Regions from separate parts of the Homo sapiens genome. Here region 1 is linked to region 2. Evidence: chromatin loops called from intact Hi-C (ENCODE). Cell type or tissue: psoas muscle. All regions are shown on one strand.

Evidence for each region. A loop is a pair of places that touch in the nucleus more often than their neighbours do. Peaks named below come from ENCODE experiments on the same cell type or tissue, not always from the same donor. Only the 100,000 strongest peaks of a DNase experiment are listed, where the experiment ranks them.
Region 1: it touches region 2 in a loop (2.2-fold over the local background); 5 of 110 quality-filtered maps call a loop at or near these places.

Annotation. Positions count from the first base shown.
Region 1 is chr2:176,076,602-176,084,601 of GRCh38, forward strand. It overlaps EVX2 (even-skipped homeobox 2), which reads right to left and starts at 7,361. Exons shown (of 3, transcript NM_001080458.2): 1 at 6,749-7,361; 2 at 5,577-5,848; 3 at 871-4,237. The coding sequence starts at 7,175. The coding sequence ends at 3,506. RefSeq lists enhancers at 1-81, 2,314-2,955, 6,120-6,735. In psoas muscle, CTCF peaks have their summits at 3,438 (motif pointing left) and 3,642; DNase peaks (open chromatin) are centred at 3,450 and 4,131; H3K4me3 peaks cover 3,099 bases; H3K27me3 peaks cover 7,765 bases.
Region 2 is chr2:175,851,193-175,859,192 of GRCh38, forward strand. No RefSeq gene overlaps it. Among named protein-coding and RNA genes, the nearest start is that of LNPK, 150 kb to the right of the region's middle. In psoas muscle, no CTCF peak of the experiment used is centred here; DNase peaks (open chromatin) are centred at 3,689 and 4,749; H3K4me3 peaks cover 1,606 bases; H3K27ac peaks cover 3,109 bases.

The sequences.
Region 1 (8,000 bases), 230 kb after region 2:
GAGCAGTTGGAAAAAGAAAATTTCGAGGAAGGGACATCTTGGTTTTTAAATCGAATAGACTGCTTTGCACACACCATTGACTCTTGCATTTTGCCATCGAAATATCGATTTTAAGACAGATCTGTAAATACACGAAGAGGTGGACTGAACTCGGGAAAGAAGATAGGATTGGGAAAGAAAAACAGGGCTGAAGTACCAAAGCAAAAGAAAGAAGGAAGAGGGGAAATCATATTTTTAAATATCCAGTTGCTTGAAATACTCATAGCCAATTTGGTAAAATGTTCACAGCATCCTTTATCCTCAGCAAACAGAAACACTACTTAAGTTTGAAGAATGTGCTGTACACCCCTAAAAGAGACCAAAGGAGATGGAACTAGTAAGGGAGGGCTGAGCTTGAAGAGGGCTGAGCTCCTATTAAGAGTGAACTTTTTCCTTGAATTAAATATTAATATTTACTTCATAAGTGGGAGAATAAAAGTGGGCAAGTTAATTAGATAGAGGAATTAATTTTGTTTACCTTTGTAGTACTGCAAACATAAACAGCTCCTAACCCTGTGTACACACTCCCTATATATATGACGGCACGTCCTCTACCATGTGTATCGACACACACACTACTCCTAAACACTCTTATCTGTTTAGCCAGCCAATTAACGTTAAACCAATGTTTGGAAGAGTGCATGTCTCCTATAAACATGAGTAATGTATTTGCCATAAAAATAATGATTAGAATGAATTAATCCATCTGATATGTGTATTATATGGATTTAAACATGTTGTTTTAAGAGATTCTCATAACCCTGGATGCCACAGTTAAAAACGAACACTAGCACAAACCATTTTGCAATCTCTTAAACAAATAAAACTGCCTTGATTTAAATAACATTTATTTTACATGACCAAACACAATAAATAACGTAATATACAAGGCTTTATAATTATTGCACATTTGTAAAATATCTTACAGTGAGTTCATACATCCAGCAATATTTAAAGCACGAAGACTTTATTTACAATTTTATTTCAATATAATAACCAGATCCAATGGACCCAACAAATGATGAATTTATGTTAATTTTACCAACCAGCGTTCTCATCAATCATATATATTTTTTGGGGGAAATGTAAACATTACTGCCTAAAGTACCTTATATACATCTGTTAGCTGATCATAACAAAGGACTTTAACAATCTAAATAGGTAAAGCTGATAAAGGGTACCATATTTTGGTTTATTTTATTTAGCCTTAAATTATATATTAATATTTTTAAAAATGTAAACTCAGTGAATAAGAGCTGGTATAATCAATATTTTACATAAGTAGTCTCATGTTTTTAAAAACAAAAACAAAAACTTAAGTTTTAGATCATTGCTATTTCATTGGAAAGTTCTCTAATATTTTATGGTAATATTTTAATAGACCCCAGGAATTTCGAAATACTGTTTCCCCTTTATGTATTTTCCATTTGATGGAAATAATTTCTCCTGGAAAACTAATTCTTTCAAAAGTTTACTGAAAGCCTATATTTAGGAAATGATATTTTAAAATCCAGTGTCTTTAAAATAACAATATGATGGCAGGACACAAATCTGAAATAAACCACAGAAAATAGTGCCAATGTGTATGTATACATGAATATGTGTGTATCTCTTACATATGTATTTAAGAGCACGGATATATATATGCATATACATACATATACATATATATACACATACACAAACACATGTAGGTAGCCTACCTACATTTTAATACACGTACACACACATACCCACTTCGCTGGGTCTAAACATGCACTAGCAAGTTATTTTAGGGCTTCAACTCTTCAGAAAATCTCATTATGTGAGGAGCCAAGTGGCTCTGCGGGGAGCATTATGGAAATATCTGGGCTTGATTTAATGAGGCTGTTCACACTGGTGGAATATCAACTTAACAGAGAAAAGTCTACCCAGGGCGTCCAAGTTACCAAAATGAAAATCGGCAATTGAGATGATAAGAACGTGGCTTTCTTCTGCGAAATCACTTCAGGTAACAGAGATAACATTAAATAACATACATTCTATGCACCAAGAACAATGTTTTATGTACCGAGTCTCTTATCCGTCTCTCCTAATGACTTCCCTTAGCGGGTTGTTAGTACTTGACAGCAGGTCTCCGTGCGGGGAACTTTTCTCCAATTCCACATTCAAAGGAGGTCCATCAGAGAGCATGATTGGCAATTTTCGTCATAATCTGCACATTATTAGCATCAAACTTGACGTGGCAGTTAACACTAGTGGGTTTTGATGTACCTTTCTTCAAGTTCAAGGAAACCCCTCCAGTAGCCGGGTTGGCAGAGCGGGTCTCAGCAACCCAGCGGTGGCTTTGCAGAGGCGAAGGCGCAATAGACATGCGTGAGAAATATGCCAAGAACCATTTCACCCGAGGAAAAGGAAAGCGAGGAGAGAAGGGGACGAGGGACATAGAGAGTTCTAACTTAGAAAAGTGTCTAAGGAAATGCTTTAGGATAATATTAATATATCTAGAGATTCAAGTATTTCCCAGATCGAGTGGAACCCGGTAGTTGGAAAACTGAGCTGAAAACGCCTCTCCAAATACTACAGCGATCTATCAGTCTTACCCCTACCCCAACTCCCTTCCTTTCCCTTCCCTGGCCGTGGCAACCTCTTTTGCCATCACTTTTTGCATAAAATATGCAAGATGCTTCCATTCCATCAGCACTGAAACCAAAGACCAAAAGAGAGAAAGGTGTTGGACCGAAAAGGAGGCGGCGCAACGGCCACCCCTTCCAGCACCTCGGCTTTGTCCTTCCCGGGGAAGGCGGCCACATCCCTACCCGCCTTGCTCCTGAACGTAGTAAACAATCTCACAAACAACCACCGCTGCCCACGCTCTCCATCCGTCCTCCCGGCCTTATCAGACCTCCGTTCTCCCGCACTCTTCGGGCAGGGTCCCTAATAAGCTCAGGCTGAAAGAACGTTTGCCACCTCCCCCACCCTCGTTGAAAGAAAAGGAAGAAAAACAGCAGCAGCGAGAAACCTCCGGGGCGACTCCTCCCCCGCCCCCAAGCACCAGCGCACAGCATCCCCCTCTGTCTTTGTTGTGGTTCTCCGTTGCTTCGGGCCACGCCGTTCAGCCAAGCAACCCGGACCTGAGAGTGCACAGCCAGGACTAGCTTAGGGGGCGAGGGGTTGGTCTTTGGGAAACCAAGCGCTCAGGACAGAGGTGGAAAGTGGGTCCCGGGAGCCAGAAAAGAGAGAGAAGGGCAGACGGCTGGGTGGCAAATACAAAAATAGAAATAATTTAGGGGGATGCCCGCCAGGCTTTTGCGCCTGCTCCTTCTCCCCCAATTCGGAGCAGGTTCCCTTCGGCCTCCCGCGCCCCGGGGCGCCCCCTGGCGGCAGCGGCAGCAGCGGGCAACGCGCGGAGGGCTCAGGGGGCGCACAGGGGACTCCCGGGCACACTCAGAGAGGCGGGCGCGGCCCCCTGGCGGTGGCGACGTAGTTATCTGGTGAGCGGAGCCTCGTCCCTCTGGTCCGGCGGGCTCACGGCCGTCTTACTAAGCACCGCGGCCGAGTAGGGCAGGAAGCCGCTCTCGGAACGCGGCGCCGCCGCGCTGCAGCCGAAGTCCGAGCCTCCCCCGGCCCCGGCGCCCCCGCCGCCGCCGCCACCACCACCACCGCCGCCGCCACCGCCACCCCGGGAACCCAGGGCTGCGGCAGCTGCTGCCGCGGCTGCCGCCGCCGACTGACTGCTGTGGCAACTGAGGCACGAGCAGGGTGCAGAGCCGCCGCTGGGGGGCGCGCCGGCCGCCGCCGCCGAGGAGGCCGCAGCCGCTGCGGCTGCCGCGGCTGCCGCGGCAGAGGCCGCGCTGTTGAGCCCCGCGGCGGCCGCGGGAGCCTGGTAGAGACCAGGGTGGCGGAAGCTACACAGCAGCTCCGGCCGAGAGTAGGGGTGCGAGAGGGCGCGGAAGGTGTCCAGTGGCCGGATGGAAGTAGCGAAGGGCGACGAAGCCGCGGCCGCCGCGCCTGAGGCTGCAGCCGCGGCCGCCGCCGCCGTGACGCCCACGTGCGGGTAGTAGTGCAGCGGCACGTGCGAGTGGAAGGGGTAGGGCAGGCTTCCGGTGGCGGCCGCGTGCGTCATCATGTAGGTGTAGAAGCTGGGGTCGGCTGGGTGCGGCCAGGACATGGCCAGGCGCTGCCGCTTGTCCTTCATGCGCCGGTTCTGGAACCACACCTGCGGGGAGAGACGCGCCGCAGCCTGGGTTAGGGAGCGCCCCGTGTTCCCAGCTCCTGTCCCAGGACCTCTGCCCCTTCCGGACCTCTGAATGGCTTGGTCTACTTCTCTCCGACCAAGCCCAACCCCGAGTACCCTGTGGTCTCCCAGCTGGGAAAGTGTGGACGGCAGTGTGTGGACCGCCGTGGGCACACCGTCCTCAACGAAGAGGGTCCTCTCCCCCGCGTCCGGCTGCTGCTGCTCCTCAGGCTTTTATTCCCTTACTTCTTGCTGCACTTTTTTGTCCCAATCCAACCTTTCCTCTCCCTCCCGCCACCCACCAGTGCCGGTCTCGCTGAGCACCCGTCTCTCAATCCCAGGATTTGTACGGGGATTCTGGGCAGCCTTTGAAGAGAGGCTGCCGCTCAGCTTTTCTGAGAGGTCGCCGCGCGAAGTCTTGAGCCCTCCGAACTGCAAGGACCTGCCCCTAGGGGCACGGGTCCGATTTTGATATTGAAGGGATGATTTTGTTGGAATCGTTTGCCTTAAATGAGTGGGTAGAGCAATGTCTCCATAAACGGGGAAGGGGACGTTTCCACCCCTCCCAACACTATCTAATAAAGACATCATTCGTCACAACTCTAAATTAAAGAAAGCCCGATCAAACCAGAGGGAGACTTCCACACTCCTCCCCTACCCCGTGGAGATTTTTTCTTTTTTCTGCAGTGTCGAACGCTCCATGAAGGGCTCACCAAATCGCCTAACCTCCCGGCTATCTCTCCCAGACGTATAATAAAATTAATAACCTAAAGTTATATATAAATAAGGACAATTTCGTTGCATTTTTCCCCGCAGGAGGTTGCCCTTTTTTCGTTGCCCAAGAGGAAAATGTTCAGGAAACTACTGTCTCAAACCAATCGATTTTAAAGATACAGTATCCTTTTCTCCGTGTAACGATTTATGCGGAAAATAAATCTCCAAGCTCAAGAGCAAATGAAAAGTTTCACCTCTGGTTCCTGCTTGAGGAACAAAGACCAACTGGGCTTGCCGCCTAGGGGAAAGTGGGGCCGTGGGTATGGGCGAGGGGGCATCTGGCCAGGCGTTGGGCACAATGGAGCAGGGGCGAGTGCTTTCAGCATTGGAGTCACCATTCGGGGGCCTTCTTAGATCCGTCAGGCCGGACAACCGTTCGGATTCGGTGGCCGGGAAATAAATAAGCCAATTCCTTTGGTGACTACCCCCCGCGGATTTCCAGACCCTTAGCTAAATCTAGCCACCCAGAAAGGGGAAAGGGGAAAAAGAAACAATCAACCCAGATGCCCCCGGGGAGGCCAGAGCAGGCATGCACTGGAATTGATACCTTGATGGTGGTTTCGGGCAGGTTGAGTGCCGCGGCCAGCTCGCACCGGCGGGGCCGCGACACATAGTTCTCCCGGTAGAACTCCTTCTCCAGGCGCGCGATCTGCTCGCGGGTGAACGCCGTACGGTAGCGCCGCACTTGATCCGCGCCAGAGCCGGAGCCACCCAGCGCCGCGCTCCCGCCGCTGCCTCCGCTGCCTCCATGCAGGCTTCCGAGGCCTGAGCCCGACGCCGACGTCGTGGTGCCGGCAGCCGAGCCGCTCTCTGCGTACCCTGGCAAACAAACGACCAACAGCGCATGAGTGGCTGTAGGACCAACAGCCCGGCGCTGGCGCTGCGCGCGGATCGGGGAAGCCCCGTCAGGAAGGAGAGTCGCTGCCGGAATTGATGGGGTCTGTCATGCTTACAAATTGCTGCCGTTAATGGAATCAATAAAGTTTGGGGAGCCCTTCATAAGCAAATAATAGAAACGGAATTAGGAGATTTCTTTTTTAATAATTAGAAATTTTCAACCAAGGAGGAAAAGTGGCCGAGGGAAAATGCCTACCTCTGGGCGCAGTTTGGGAAGCTCTGGGTTTCCCATGGTCTGGAGACCGCAGGGCAGCTTTTTATACGGCCTCTAACCTTTATCTGAGTCTTCGGGGTTTCAAATATTTTAAGAGTTCCAACACAGCAGTAGCTCAAACCCAAGCCAATAGGGGGTGAAATATACTTTTCAACTCTTTCTCCCGCTGACCTAAACAGAGACGCCGGCGAGGCTTCCTCCGACTTACCCAGAAGAATGCCCCCTCCAGCCCTGAGGGCACAGGGGCAGGGGAGTTCAGAGTAGTTGCCCAGGGTACCTTTCCCAAAAGCAACTCGGCTGCTGACTAGGGGTCTACCGGCTCGCTCGGGCTCTTAGACACGAGCGCAGAAACATTTTCTCGGACTCAGGAGCGAGGGCGGGTGGGCCTGGTGTTCCAGGCTCCGCAGGCCTGAGCCTGGCGGGAAAGCTCAAGGAGCAGAACTGGAAGGCACGGTCCCAGACATGCGTCCCGCCCCCGCCCGTGCTAGCTCGGTGTAGCTTGCCTGTGGAGGGTCTGAGAGGGGAAAAGGCACCGGGAAAGGCTGGCGGGGGCCGCGGAGGAGCAAAGAGGATGGGACTGGAGAGCGCGGTGCGGCCGGCGCGGTTACCTTTGCCATTGTTTTCCTTAAGCTGAGCGGCGCCGAGGCCCCCGGGGGAGCGAAGCGCGGAGCAGCCCACCTCCACGTCGCTGCTCATGTCGGCCTCAGCGGCCGCCTCTGAATAATGGCCCGGCTTCTTGCGGCTCTCGGCGGCGGAGGAGATTTCGGAGGAGACGGTGCTTTCGCTGCCCGTGTGCTGCAGGTTGAACAAAGTGTCTATTTCGAATTTGCCCTTGGCGGGGAGTTCTCCCAGAGCGCTGTGCAGGGGGGCAGACGGCAGGCGCGGGCTTAGGCGAGCCGGGTGCTGCGAATTTTCCAGGGCCTCGAGCACAGCATTGCCAGCCGAGTTGGACAAATTGGAGAATCTCTTGCCCGCCGTAGGGCTGTGCAGCCCTCTCTCCATCAGAATCATCTCTTTTCTTATTCTTTCCATCATCTCAGCTTTCTTAAAAATGTCACAGTGGCCCTGCTGTCCCGTCCTAATGATAGGCTGCGCCTAGGGCTAATTCTCATTCAGCCCCAGCGAACGCCTCTAAATATTATTATCGCTTTCGGAGGGAGGCGGAAAAATTGTGGGATGCCAGAGCGAGGGAATGACTGGTCAAAATGACCCATACATCCTTCCGATCCCGAGATGTCATTCATCAAAAAGTAGCGCCCGCTCGTCATTAAGGTACGAATGACGCTGTTCGAATAATCATTTATTGTAACAGGTTTATAAGCAAATAAATACACCCTCCTGTCAGTGGGTAATGAAGGCAGCTTCAGAGCAGACAAATAGATCCAGGTAGGAGGCGAGAAGAGACAAGTGAGGAGGAAGGCTCCGGTCCTTTGCCCGCTCCGAGCCAGTTCTGCTCGCCCGGGGGTTTGGCCTCGGGGGTGAAATTGACAGTCTGATTAATAGAGCGCGCCGCGGCACATTTCCCCCTTCATTTAGGGGCATCATTACGCTCTCAGTTTGCTAGGTTGCCCCTTAGGTCCTAATCATGCAGCGCCTTCTTCATTTTTCCTTGGACACAGATACGTATTAAATAATAGATAATGGTTTGACTTTCCAGAGTAGGTCCTCGGGAAGGTTTGGTTTTTTTTTTTTTTTTTTTTTTTTTTTTTACCATTTACAAGCTGGGGGCATAAGTGGGGGGAGATAAGGGGGAGGATGCAGGAAGAGTTGCGTAAGGAGAAGACCTTGCGCCTCTCCTATCTGGATTACTTATCTTTCGGATTTCGGAACCAAATATGTATTTTATTTAACAAATAGGAC
Region 2 (8,000 bases):
GAAATAAAATAACCAAAACTTTAATTATTAAGAGAAAATAAATATAATTTCCTCTCACTCTAGAAACATCAATATTTAAAATGTTACCGTAACCTTTATATATAATGCATGCTCTATTTGAAAAAGGTAACACACCCGAAAAAGACATTATGAAGTAAACCATTTTGTTTGTTGCTTCTCAAACTTTATATTTTTTATACAGAGGAATTGGGAAAACTCTTAAAATCCTCAAAAAAGGAAAACAATTTATATTACAAAGAGTAAAACATTTAAACTTAAGTTAAATAGAAACTGCACTTCTTTATACTTCAATGAGCTTGCTAAGCCTCAGTTTTTTATTTGTAAAATGGAGATTTAAAGCAGCTATATGTCATTGTGTTGTCACAAGAATTGAATGGTTGATACATATAAAATGTTTAGTAAAGAGATCCACATATTAGGAGGTAAATAATTCATAATTGTACTATTCTTATTATCTTTATGATTATTTTACATTTGGCTCAGTGCTCAACAAATATTTGAGTGAAATAGTAAAAAAACAAAAAACTAAAGTATCATATCTCCATCATTTTAAAAGACTTTATTCCCAGCAATGAATTATCTAAAAATGTTATTTTTAAGCTTACATAATAGTTTCCTTATAGACTCAAAAGCAGATGATTTTTCAAAGTATTTAAGCAGGAAGAGAGATGAAAAAGTAATCCCATTTTCTTTGGCACTGTGGTACTGAAAAGCCTAATAGTTAAGTGCTATTAACAAAATGATGTGGCTGGAGAGACTTCCTTAGTGTTGAGGGGTGAGGGTGGGGGTCGGAGGGTAGGAGGAGAAGGAGGAAGAAAATTACAGTTTGTTATAATCCAAAATTCAACTCAATCCTTCAAGAAACAGATTCTTTCCCCCTACACACGCGCATACACACCCACACACCTTTTGTTTTTTAGAGATCTTGAAAATGTTTAGTCAAATGGGTCTTAAATGTCAGTCCTCTGGTGGGGAAGGAAAAGGGCACCACACACAGATCTTTCCCCTGCTTGGTCCAAGCCAGACGTAAAAGAAAACAAGCTTGAAATGAAATAAAGAATAACATAATTATAATACACCCTTCTCAAAACAAAAACAAACAAACAAAAAAACTCTGCCTCTCATTAAAATGTGAAATATCTCAAGAGATGGTTGTGGGTTTTACAATTTTATAACCCAGTTTTTTAAAATCCTAAATAGAAAGTATGTTTGGGTACATGCTATTTCATAAATGTCATGCATTTATGGTGGGAGCACTTTCTACACATATTCCTCGTTTACATTTCAAACGTGGCTTTTGGAAATATCCACCAGACACTAAATCATGGACAGAAACTCATAGCTTTTCGGGAGGCAGCAAGGTCAGGTGAAGGGCACTGGGTAGGAAGTCTGGAAATCTGTATCTCCTTCTAGCCATTCCCAGAACCAGGTCGTTGGCCCTAAACAAGTCTCTTGACCTCCCTGGATCTCAGTATCTCCATTAGGACTTAAGGATCTATTCTAACATCCTTTGACGAGAATTTAAATTTTTGCCCAAGGTGACCTCAATGTTGATAACAAGAATGGGAAATAGTGTTTATGATACCCATCATTTCATTGTCTTAAGTGCTACTTCACCTTAACTCATTTTATGTTTCAAAACACACTGTCAGCCCTTTATCAGTGTGTATGTGAGTGTGCATGCACACACGTACACACACACACAAACACACACTTCAAGGAATGAATAACAAAGAATCCCGCTGTGAGAATTATATATAGCATTTTATGTGACACGTTAGGCATAGCCATGTTCTAGGTGCTAATTATGAAACAGCAAACACAGAAAGCTTGTGTCCCTCCCTGAGTCAGCTGGGCCCACATTGCATTTCTCTCTAAGGTCAGTATGGCTTCATGCAAAACCCTTCTCCTCCACCCTCTGCTGACCAGAGAACAGTGACCCCCTTAAGCTCCTCAACAGCACAACCCAAAAGCAAAGGTGCAATTTAATTCTTAGCCTCAAACACAGCCCATTTGGAAGGACACCAGTCACTAGGGTATTGTTAGTGCCTTGAAATGGCCAAGAGGGATTGCTGACTCTGCGAATATCACTCGAAAGGCAGGAATTCTATTTGAATTACTAACATAACAGATGTTTGCTAGGCTCCACCATGCAGTCTGCATACAGTTATGCTAATTTGGCAGCACTTCTCTTCCAGTTAGCTCTGAGCCATTAGAGCACGCAGCTAGTAGGTCCTTCTGTCTAACTAATAATTGCCTATTATTGATATTAATTAACATTTTTTGCACCTTTCCTCAGTTTTGACCTAGTATCTGTTGGTAGTCTAATCACTGTGGCCTATTAAAAGTCAAAATACAGGGGCCTACAGTAGTCACGAGCCATTTATCAAAAAGCAAACAAGGCCAATTAAACAGGCAGCCAGACAGTTGTCTTGATTTGCCGCTGACTGTTTCTTGATCACCATTATAAATTGCTAATAGGGCAGAAAGCGCTAAGCGGGGAGCATCTGTGGGGGTCTGGTTATTGCTCACTCCCCGCCTGGTGACAGGTGAGAGAGAGGCTAGTGATGGTCTTATTGATGTGAACTGCCCATCAATTGGTAGTTATTGTTAAAGTTCATGATGCTACAGCTGATCCCGTCCTGCTGAGAGTCAATCAAATTAATTAGAGCTAGAAATTCTTCTTTATTATTTTAAAGCACCGGTACAGAAAGAAGCCCTGTAATTTGGATCCAAAGGCAATGAAGAAAAAAAATCTTCATGTAGTACAGTGTGAAAAAAAAAAATCAGATATTGCTTCTTCCATTATTTATAATAAGGTTTGCGGCTAAAGGTTTTTATAGGCACAGATCAAGAGATCATAATAGAAGCATATTGACAGATTTTTTTCTGCAATACTCTAAGGAACTGGCTGTAGCAGGAAAATATATCAAAACCTTATCATCAGAGCTGAGATCTTCTGTGAAAAATCAATAAAGAGTTATACATGGTTTGAGTTTAAACAGTTCTCTGTAGTCATTTAAACATAGTGCATCTGTACAGCTTTTTACCTCTGGAGACCAAGGTAACCTAGCAACTGCAGGGCTTAAACCGATTAACTACAAATGAAGTACTGTACGCCTATCAAAGCAATTGTTCATCGTTGCCTTTGTTGCAGAGACTAAGCTAATTGAACATGATACAGTATGAAGATAATTAACACCCATGAGTTTGTTAATTGCCTGTTAGCATTACAACACAGTCTCTTGGTTTCTTTTTAACTGTCTCCTTTGTAGCCTCTTACTTCCCTTAAAATGGTGCAGGACCTGTTTAACTGGCAATGATATCTTGGAGTTTATTAACCCTTTTAAAATTTTTTTTTTTTTTAAAAAAAGCCATCTTAATGAAGCATATTGCATGTGCTTGTTAAATGCAAGCTCCCACTTTGTCGCTCTATTTTCCCAAGATTGGAAATTTGTTTTACAGATACTGTACAAACTATGTTTATTTTTCGTGCTAATTTATTTCAAGCAATTTAGCCATTATAAATGCTCTTGAAAAAAAAACAGCTTTAGTGGTTCCCTTTATTACTCAGCTGCTCTGCTTTCGAGAGTAAGCGATAAATGTCTTTGAGGGTTGGAATATTAATTGAAGGCAGCATCTGGTCAGCAGCTGACCGGCTCCAGTTGTCCTGCTCCAACCGAGCAGGCGAGAAAGAAGCTTTGCTGGCTCTCTTTGCCAGGCTCTCACTTTTCCTTGGAGCCATGGACTAAATGAACCCCCATTTTATCTCTGCTGGATCACTGCATGGATGCCAGAAAATCAATTGGGCAGGAAAATCTGTTAATCTAAAGTGAATTCAATCTAAGGAATCATTTAAAATAAAAATTTCAATCATTACTTTTTCAGAAAAGCACTTTTTTCCCTCAAGTCTGTGTGTACATGTCATGACGATACTTCGAAAGGACCTATAGCAAGAGTAATTTGAAGTCAATAGAATTGTCTTGCAAAGAACAATTTGCTTTTTGGAAAAAAAAAAAAATAGGGTGGCTGATTACAAACTTAAGAGGAAATGGAAAACCCAAACACTGTGTGGCCAGAAACCATTAACACACTCTAGCCCAGAATACACATCAGGACAGATTTTTCTCCTGTTGAGAAGGAATACCTTGGCTGTGTTACAATTGTTTAACTTGGATTTTCCTGCACGATCCTCTGTGTTTGTCGTTACCATGTCGCGGTTAATACTTGCTGGTAAGCCAGTCCCAGGGGAGCCATTTCTAGTGCCCAATTACAAGTTCTATCATCAATCATAAGTATTATTTATTCAACAAAATGAATTGCTAATTAATAACTGATGAGCATTATGGCCTTGAAGACTATAACACTATTAATTATGGTTGGCATGAAAGGGGTCTACCTGGCACATTTTCACCACAATTAGCCCTGGAAGCTTTCATGGACTATGTCTATTAAGATAATATAAGAAAAGGCTGACCTTCCTTCCCCTCCTGCATAAGGACTAATACATTATCTCAGGTTAGAACTTCACCAAATCAACCCCGGTATTCCAACATTGTTTTTCCTGTGCACCATGACTTGTATGAGAAGCATGGCATGGAGAAAAGAACTCCCCATAGAGGTTGGCAGGTACAAAATGCAGCCACACATGCCCAGCCGTGCTCCTGCTGAAATGCTGCAAGGGGTGACTCAGCCATAGCCTAGCACTTGGAATGTGGCTGCCAGCTTATTTTTAGACTCAGTTGTTGCCCAGCTCCTGTTCTGAGCTCTGGGTCCAGGCACACAGCAGCTAAATCACTTCAGCAGGCAGCTGGCAGACGAAGACTGTTCACATTTACTGGCAGGCTGGTGGGAGTACATCGTTCACCTTAAGGACTTCCTGATCAGACACTTAAAGAAGGGAAGCTAAGAAATGCCCTCTTGCCCACTACTGGGGAAGGAGAAAACAGTAGGTTTGAAGAATGAACACACACAAAAATATAATACTGCTGTGAACCTCTTTGAAAGCAGAACAAATCTACTACCTCTGTGCTCTGTGTAGCTAAGTCTCTATGCCCAAAGCTCTGTGGGTGACCAAATATGGGTGGATGATAAAGCACTGCAAAGACTTTTTAAAGTTATACGAATAATATAAGGGAAAAACTTTTTTCCTCCTGCATATGTGTAAGCTCTAGAAGGAAAGAGCTTGTTAAATAGTTATCTGGATCATTCTGTAGTTTAGACAATTATTTCACATTTAATGCTGGATGGATTTTGGAGAATAAGCAATTTACATGAATCAAATTAACTAAAGAAATGAAAAAGCACTCTCTTTCTGCTGGATAAACAGAACAGCCAGTCTCGCATTATTTCAGTTAAATATGTTTAGGGTTCAAATTATACAAGCATCTTCCCTTACCATTCTGTCAAACAGCAGAGATCTCAGCCCTCTTTTTGTGGGTGGTTACATGTGTCCTTTGAGGGGAAAAAAGAAAAGAAAAAGTGCACCCCACATCCATATGGCATGATTATCGGTGAAGTTATTTTTAGCTTTACAAAATCAAGAGTTAGGAAAATTCATAGAGTGAAAGAAATGTTCATAAAACAGCCTAATTAAGCAAAACATTTTTCAGAGTTTCCACCACATTTCTCTGTAAAGACACTGACAAGTGAATACACCCAGCTGGTAAGGGCTTGCCAGCATTTAGGTTAGTAAAGTGGTAAATTATTTGTGTTTCATGGTGGCAAATGTACCTATTTCTGCAAAGGCTAGGACAGAACAGCCAAAAGAGGCCATTTAGTTGACACTGATTAATGGAAAGAGCAAGTAAAAATTTAAGGAAGGAAGGGAGAAAAAAGGGGTAGAAAGAGTTCAGTGGAAGTGGAAGAGGAAAAATGGAGGATGGGCTGGTAAGAAACCTTGGATTCAAAAGCTGGCTCCACCACTTTCTGCATTCAGAAGCCTGAACAAATCAGTTCATCTATCTGAGCCTCAGTTTACACTTTTGTAAATGGGAGTTATTCATACTTCTACTTGTCTTGAAGATTTGTAGGGAGGAGCCAGTGAATAGGGTGTTTGTGTCTTTAGTTTTGAAAGCACTTTGAAAACAAATAGTTACATAGAAATGTAAGATTTCTAATAATTTTGCTTGTTTGCTACTGAGAGGTGAAGCCAGCTGGACTTCCTAGGTTGAGTGGGGACTTGGAGAACTTTTCTGTCTTACAAGAGGATTGTAAAATGCACCAATCAGTGCTCTGTAGCTAGCAAGAGGATTGTAAAATGCACCAATCAGCAGGATCCTAAAAGTAGCCAATCTCAGGGAGGATTGAAAAAAGGGCACTCTGATAGGACAGAAACAGAACATGGGAGGGGCCAATAAGGGAATAAAAGCTGGCCACCCCAGCCAATAGAGGCAATCCGCTCGGGTTCCCTTCCATGCTGTGGAAGTTCTGTTCTTTCGCTCTTCACGAGAAACCTTGCTACTTCTCACTCTTTGGGTCCATGTCATCTTTAAGGGCTGTAACACTCACTGCAAAGGTCCCACGGCTTCATTCTTGAAGTCAGCGAGACCACGAACCCACCAGAAGGAACAAACTCTGGACACACTACTAGCCCATCTCAATCCAGTTATTTCAAGCAAAGTGGCCAGGTAGGCTCCAAAGGCTGTATGTAGAAGGGAACATATCACCCAGACCCTCAGTTTGAGAATTAAAGACTGGGTCAGTAGTTGAGAGTATTGAAGCCTGCATGAGGGAATATCATGTTTTCTTACATCAAAAGTCAAGCAAAGATACCTGAGCCACAAATAGCCACTTCCTACGATCACACCTGAGGCTACCCCTACAGAGAACTCCAACCTTATGCACAATAATAACATCAGGAAATTAACGAGGTAGTTATTCTGGATAGGTCTGGTGTGGGGCCTAGAAAAATCTGCATCTTAATCAGCAGCTCTGGTCTTTCTGAGGCAGGCAGTTCACAACTACCAAACGAGAGACCGAGTTATGACTCCTGTGAGTAGAGCACAGCCCCAGCATGCACTTCTCTCATTCTGCAGCATGGTTGTGAACATATTTGGACCAGGAGGCATCTTTTCAAGAGTCAAGAGAAACAAGGAATGGTGGAGGCTCAGTCCTTGTTTTCGGTAAGACAGGCTTGATTCAAGAAGTTATTTGCTCCTAGACTGCATGGGAAAGGCACTGTTTTGTAATCTTTAAAAGCTTTTTATTTTGAGACAATTGTAGATTCACGTACAGTTTTAGGAAACAATACAGGAAAGATCCTATGTACCCTTCACCCAGTTCACAACCAGGACACTGACATTGATACACTCCACCCACCTTATTCAGATTTTACCAGTTATACATGCACTTATTTGTGTACATGTGTGGGTATTTAATTCAAAGTGGTTTTATCAAATGTGTAGAGTCATGTGACCACAGTCAAGAAAAAGAACAGTGCCATCACCACAAGGATATGCAATCCTCTGTGTTGCTCCTTTATACCAAACCCGCTTCCGTCTTCATCTGCTCCATCCCAAGGTCTGAACCCATGGCAACCAACCAGTAATCTGTTCTCCATTCCTATAGTGTTACTTCAAGAATGTTATGTAAATTAAACAATATACCATGTGACCTCTTGAGATTGACTTTTCTCACTCAGCGTAATTCTGATAGTGGTGTAGTGCAATATAGAAGTAGTCCATTCTCACAGGCGTGTGGAGATATCTCATTGTGATTTTAATTTGCACTTCCCTAATGCCTAATGTTATTGAACATATTTCCTGGAGTTTATTTTTCTCTTTTTCTAGTTTTATGATCTGAAAACATTTTTTATCTCCATAGGTTATTGGGGAACAGGTGATGTTTGGTTACATGGGTAAGTTCTTCAGTGGTGATTTGTTAAGATTTTTGGTGCACCCGTCACCCGAACAGTATACACTGCACCCTATTTGTAGTCTTTTAACCCTCACCCCTTCCCCTGAGTCCCCAAAGTCCAC